2 separate regions of the Mus musculus genome follow, and region 1 is linked to region 2. Evidence: chromatin contacts called from ENCODE Hi-C or POLR2A ChIA-PET data. All regions are on one chromosome and are shown on one strand. Each heading gives the region's core, a stretch centred on a gene start or an enhancer-like site at or near the end of the contact. The rest is flanking DNA. Distances are from core to core; before and after follow the strand shown. Region 1 overlaps Mgll (monoglyceride lipase). Region 2 holds the start of Mgll (monoglyceride lipase).

Region 1 (2,749 bases), core at 28-2,527, 38 kb before region 2:
ACAAGGATTTTACTTCCCAAGGACTGGCTCGGGGGTACCTATCTTTGGGACCATGGGCTTCTGTGGTGACTCAGCCCATAGTCACTAACAGAAAAGTAGTCAGGCTAGATTTTGCAAATGTTTTGTCTCCATTATACAGCTATGGGCCACACTGGGGGACTTCATGGGTGGTCATTTGGGGTCAGAAATAGCAGTAGAGCTATCACTGTCATGCCCAGCTTGACACCCTGATAGTATCCACCCCCCTGATCAATACGTGACAGAGGCTTAAGACACTTGTTCTGAGCCATTTCCTTTCACTGCAGCCTTTTCTAACCTCAGCCCTAACTAAGGATCACTGGGGAGCATCTAAAACCACAGGCATGCGGATCCCTCTCCAGAGACCACGGGTCTGGAGCTGGAGAGGCTCCTCGTGGCTCATGCACAGCCAAGGCTGAGAAGCACCTGCTCAGGTCAATGGCCCAGATGTTGCCCAGAGGTTCCCCGAGACTCCTCTGAGCAGCTGCTTTTAAGTCACAGCATTCCCAAAGTGTCTGCTGGGTGAGCTATGGCTTCTCTCCACAAAGGCGTGGAGCCTGCAGGAGCTTGCTGCTGTCACCTCTTGGAAAGAAACGGACTGCGGGGCTGCCCATAATGGGAGCAAGGTCAATGAGTTCTGCACACCTGCCAGCTCCACAGAAGTTCTATCCCCCCCACCCCCCCACCCCCCGTCCCAGTAGGCATGCTCAGACTCACCCAGTGGTATGCTCAGACTCACCCAGTGGGCATGCTCAGACTCACTACAGCAAGTGAGCATTCCATAGCTTAGGGTTTCAGATCTGGCATGGACCCCATTCTGTCAAGTTAGCACATTGGACACGCGCATGCACACACGCACACACACACACACACACACACACACACACACACACCTGCACGTTAGTATTCACTGAGTCCAAGTCTGTCTGTCTAAGCAAAGTTAAGTCAGGCTGCACTGCTTAAAGCTCTTTTGAGAAGAAACATCACGACCTTCTTCCACTTCTTTACTGATTAGCGACCTTTATTTAGCTTCCTTCCTGGTTCTCAGATATGTCAATCAGGGCATGCTACCAAATGCTTAGCTGGGGTAGCCTCATGTCTGGCCACCTCCTAGGGATAGACACGTTCCCCATGGCTGGTGCTCAGCTCTTAATGGATGTCCCTGGACACTCGGTTCAGAAGACAGCCCACCGTTCCCTCTTTTAGCCAGGTTTGAGCCGGCTTACACACTTAAGTGCATTCTTATAGTGTGTGCTCCCACCTGCACAGCTGCACCTACCGAGGCTCCTGCTCGCCTCCCTGTCTTCACCTCTCCATCTCCACCCCGAGCTTTCTGACTCATGAGGCCCCTCCAGTACTTCTTATCCTCGCCATTTGTCACTACAGAGGCCCTGCCTGTCATCTTCTCAATTGAGATGTCAGTGCCCAAGCGCAGTGGAGGAGTAGGCGACCTGACATCTAGCAAGAGGACTCCTCCCACACACCTGGCCCAGATCTCACTGTCATGGCAGCCTTGGGTTTAGAATGCAGGCGAAAGCAGGACCTCCCAGAAGCCCCAAAGCCAGCCCAGGGCCGCATCTGTGACCCCTGCCAACTGCCCATTTCGTGGTACTGCCCCTTCACAGACACACCTGATGATGTTGCCCCTCCTTCCCTCCCATCTCCCTCTGTATGCCCCACTCAGCCCAGTGGTCGTATGCCCCTGGCCCGTGGTTCTGCTATTTGCATGATCATTCAAAACGAAGGGTTTTTTGTATGACCATTCACAGGCCAGCCCCTAGCTCCAGGATTGCCGGTGGAACATTCGTGTTCACCCCCCGGGAGCTGCTGCCACTTGGAAGCTGCTTTCTTTGGAGTCTTGCAGAACACTGGAGTTAAACTTCCGCTTGAAGGAATCTGCGACAGAGCTTGAAAAACTGAGAAATGCAGTCACTGTCATCCTGGCGGCTGGGAGAGCAGCCCAGTGTTGTAGTGCAATGCCCTCTGGGCCCATGTGGTGGCTGCTGCAGTGTTGAAATCAGAGTAGCTGCCGTTCCCTGCCCTCCCTGGCCCCAGAGCCTAGAACCTTCCTGCTATGGCCCCACAGCTGCATATGGTTCTGCCCCAGACACATTGCCTCTGGAAGTGCCTGAGTACAGTGGCTAGCTCCCTGAAAGGGAGCTCCATATGTATGCAGCATCCATGAGGCTGTCGTTCATCAGGAGGAGACTTTTTTGGCGATGCAGTTGTTTGAAGGTCCCCTACACGCCTTTCACCCCGCCCCGGCTCACCACGCTGGACTCCACCTCTTGCAGGCACTCCATTTACATGTCTGTTCACATTTCCCCCAAGAAAAGTCACTTTTGGTTTGGTTGCCGGTAGTCACTCACGAGCCCAGGGAAGTCCACTGACTCCCTTGACCGTCATCATGGACAGAGAAATGAAGGGACTCTGCTTCATAAGGCAGAGGTCACCGTGGTACCTAATGGCCCAGAAGAGTGGCTGGGAACTTGTTAGAGCCAGACTCTGGGGACTCTGAGATGAGTGCATAATGTTGCCCCTGCCTGCGCCCAGCTCCTAGTCTAGCAGGAAGGATGCTCAGCAGGGGAAGACATACATACATATGAGCACAAGGAGGGAGCAGGCAGGAGAGCCCTACTTAGACATGATGGCCGGGCCTTGGAAGGAAGGCCCTGGACAGTGTATCTGAGGAGCAAAGCCCGGGCTGGTGAGAGGTGACAGTCTCAGGTTT
Region 2 (2,700 bases), core at 51-2,550:
GTCTTTAGGCCCTTGGAAGAAAGGTGGACATATTCTAAAGTCAGAAATACACTTATGTCCATATGGGAGGAAAGAAAGCCTTTTTTGAGTCAGGACTGTGGCTGTGGCTTCTTTTCTAGGCAATTAAACAAAAAACAAAAAACAAAAAACAAAACAAACAAACAAAAAAAACCCCACCAAACCCCAATTTGATATATATATTTTAAAATTACATACATCTCTTGCAAACCCCTTCAAGATTGAAAAGTCCTGTTTGTCCTTAAGAAAATGCTCACTTTATTTTTTTAAAGTGCCTCAGTATAGCCCCCCTCCCATCTGTGTTTATTTTAAATCATCTCAGGAAACTTCATCTTAAAGACTATTTTAGCTGTAATCAAGCGGAAATTACAGTCAGTTCCGTGGGTACAAAGCCCCAGCTGCAAGGACCCATCTCTCCTAAAATCTCCACTGTGCGGGTTTCAGGGGGCATAATAAGTAGGTGACGCGCCCCAAGCGATTTTTCCCTTCTGAATGCCAAAGATGCCATGACAAACCTGTTTCCATTAGTCTTGGCTTTTGCATTCCACTACCGCCACAGCCTCGAGTATCAGCGCCAGGCAAACGAGGGCTGTTCCCTCATCGCGGCCGCAGGGCAGCACCACGGGGTCCGCGCCCTCCCCGCCTGGGCTGCAGGGGTGCGAGTTGCTCCCTCCTGCTGCTCCAGCTCTAGCTCATGTCGCCACTTTTCCAGAACACACCCCTGAAGGGGTTCCGGGAGCGAGGGACAGCCGGTCCCCAGCCCGGAGCTGCTGCGAGACGCGCTCCGCGGCACCGCGCATTCGCGCAGATGCGGGTCCCCGAGCAAAGTCACCCCGATTCTCCGACAAACTTTGCCTCTTGCCCGCCCGCGACCGCTTAGGGAAGGAAACCTCGCGGCTGTCATCGGCACGCCACACAGGACGTGGACCTGGCCGTTGTTCCCACACCGGTCTGGGAAGATGCAGTTGACGGGCACAAGTCTGTTTGGGGGTTGGTGCGAGGGCGCGAGGGGCGCGTTCACGCGCACACGCTGACACGCGCGCACACTCGTGCGCACGCACACGCGCGCAGGGGACCCCTGGCGGCGGCTCCTATCCTGAGGCAGGGGCGGGAGGCAGTTACCCGGGCCACGAGCGCCGCTGTCACGTTCCCCGAGCACCACGCGGGTCCGGGTCTGCGGCGGGCTAGAGCCAGACTACTGCGCGCGGCCGGCTGCGCAGCGATAGGGCGCGGCGTCTGCGCCGCCACTTTATCCCCAGCCGCTCGGCGGCGGGGGCGGCCCGCTGGGTGGGGACGCGCGGGGAGGCGGCGCCGGGGCCCCACGTGTGCCCGGCCCCCGGGGAGGAGCGGGGCATCGCCCGCCGACCTGCCTCGCGCTTTTCCTGGCCGCGTGGGGGACCTTCACGGGGCACTGAACCGAATTATGGGGCCCTTCCAGCCCATGCGCACAGTCGAGAACACAGACCCTCACACTGGTCCCCGGAGCAGAAACACGCTCACTAGAACTGCATGCACATGTTTACAGTTGCACACGTGCGAGACCCACATTCAGATAGCACAGGTGTAGGCACACCCACAAGGACACATCCTCAGGACCCTTCCCCAGATACAAACTACACACAGAGGTACAAGTGAATGTCACAGTTACTACATGAATACAAACACACAGCATGGACGCACACGCCCTAGACACCATGCACACAGATAAAAACAACACACCACACACACAGTGAGTGTCAGCGCAGAAACCACAGCTCTCATCTTACAGGGGAAAAGATTATTCTGGAGCCATTTTGAATGACCATGAGCTGGAAACACAGATTTAAGTTACCCCTAATTCCATGTTCCTATGTGAAAGCAGTTTCGGGAAGTTTTTTGGGTTTTTTTGGTTTTTGTTTTGTTTTGTTTTGTTTTTAAAATAGTTTTACAGAACAGATAAAGCCGTATATCAAGGCAAGTTTAAAATACATTGGTGGGTACAACAGAGAGTCAGGTAACAGTGAAATGGGAAAGTGTTCCTATAGGCTCAAAATGCTATCTGATAGCATTGCTAACTTTTGGATTTGTAGAAGCTAACTATCGTGTTAAATCAATAGTTAAACAGTGTTCATCTATTGCCTCAAGAAGTTAGTTCTAACAAAGAGGGGCAAGAAAGAAATGGCTGTTCCTGAGGGCCCGAACTTAGCCCAAAATAAAGTAATTTGCCTCTGGACCTGGAACATTCCAACCTCTCCATAGTACTGAAACTTTAATCAGCCAGCTAATCTCAGCAGACACAGCTTCCCTTTAGTTTTCCGCCTCAGCAGCAGAAGTAGCTCCTTTCCCCATGTTTTTGTTCACAACAGAGAAAAACAACACACCATATACACCCAGAGAGCTAAAGATGCGTGACATTCACGCACAAGCGCTTAGAGCTCTGAGAAGGAAGCAGACATACTGCAAGCAAACACACACACACACACACACACACACACTGCATGAAACCATTTCCCCTAGGTGCCCCAGGATCCAGGTCCCACTAGCACAGCTGCCTATGTGGCTGTGGAGTCTGGAATCCAGCACTAAATTTACAGCCTGTCCACTGTGTCCTATGCCTGCCACCTGTGAGTGACAGCTGCAGAGGAAGGATGACCCCAACCCACACCCATCTCCTCAGGCTTTCCAGGGCTTTCTTCTTGGCCA

The links. Hi-C counts contacts between places; a loop is a spot of excess contacts on that map. ChIA-PET counts read pairs that join two places held with the same protein, here RNA polymerase II (POLR2A).
Region 1: a map of heart shows a loop between it and region 2 (4-fold over the local background). The contact joins the enhancer-like site here to the promoter of Mgll in region 2. A Hi-C loop is called at or near these places in 13 of 37 maps with a recorded cell type or tissue (CH12.LX, T-helper 17 cell, gastrocnemius and 2 more). POLR2A ChIA-PET finds 5 or more read pairs at or near these places in 2 of 5 experiments (Patski and embryonic stem cell).

Annotation. Positions count from the first base shown.
Region 1 is chr6:88,760,664-88,763,412 of GRCm38, reverse strand. All of the region lies in intron 2 of Mgll (monoglyceride lipase), which reads right to left. Among named protein-coding and RNA genes, the nearest start is that of Gm26588, 19 kb to the right of the region's middle. Within about 2 kb of position 1,277, at least 1 of the 3 ENCODE cell types and tissues checked has a DNase peak (open chromatin) inside an H3K27ac peak, as active enhancers do; it is heart, where a contact is called at or near this core.
Region 2 is chr6:88,723,012-88,725,711 of GRCm38, reverse strand. It overlaps Mgll (monoglyceride lipase), which reads right to left and starts at 1,300. Exons shown (of 8, transcript NM_011844.4): 1 at 1,141-1,300; 2 at 1-11. The region is part of intron 2 of Gm26588 (a long non-coding RNA gene); the gene reads left to right.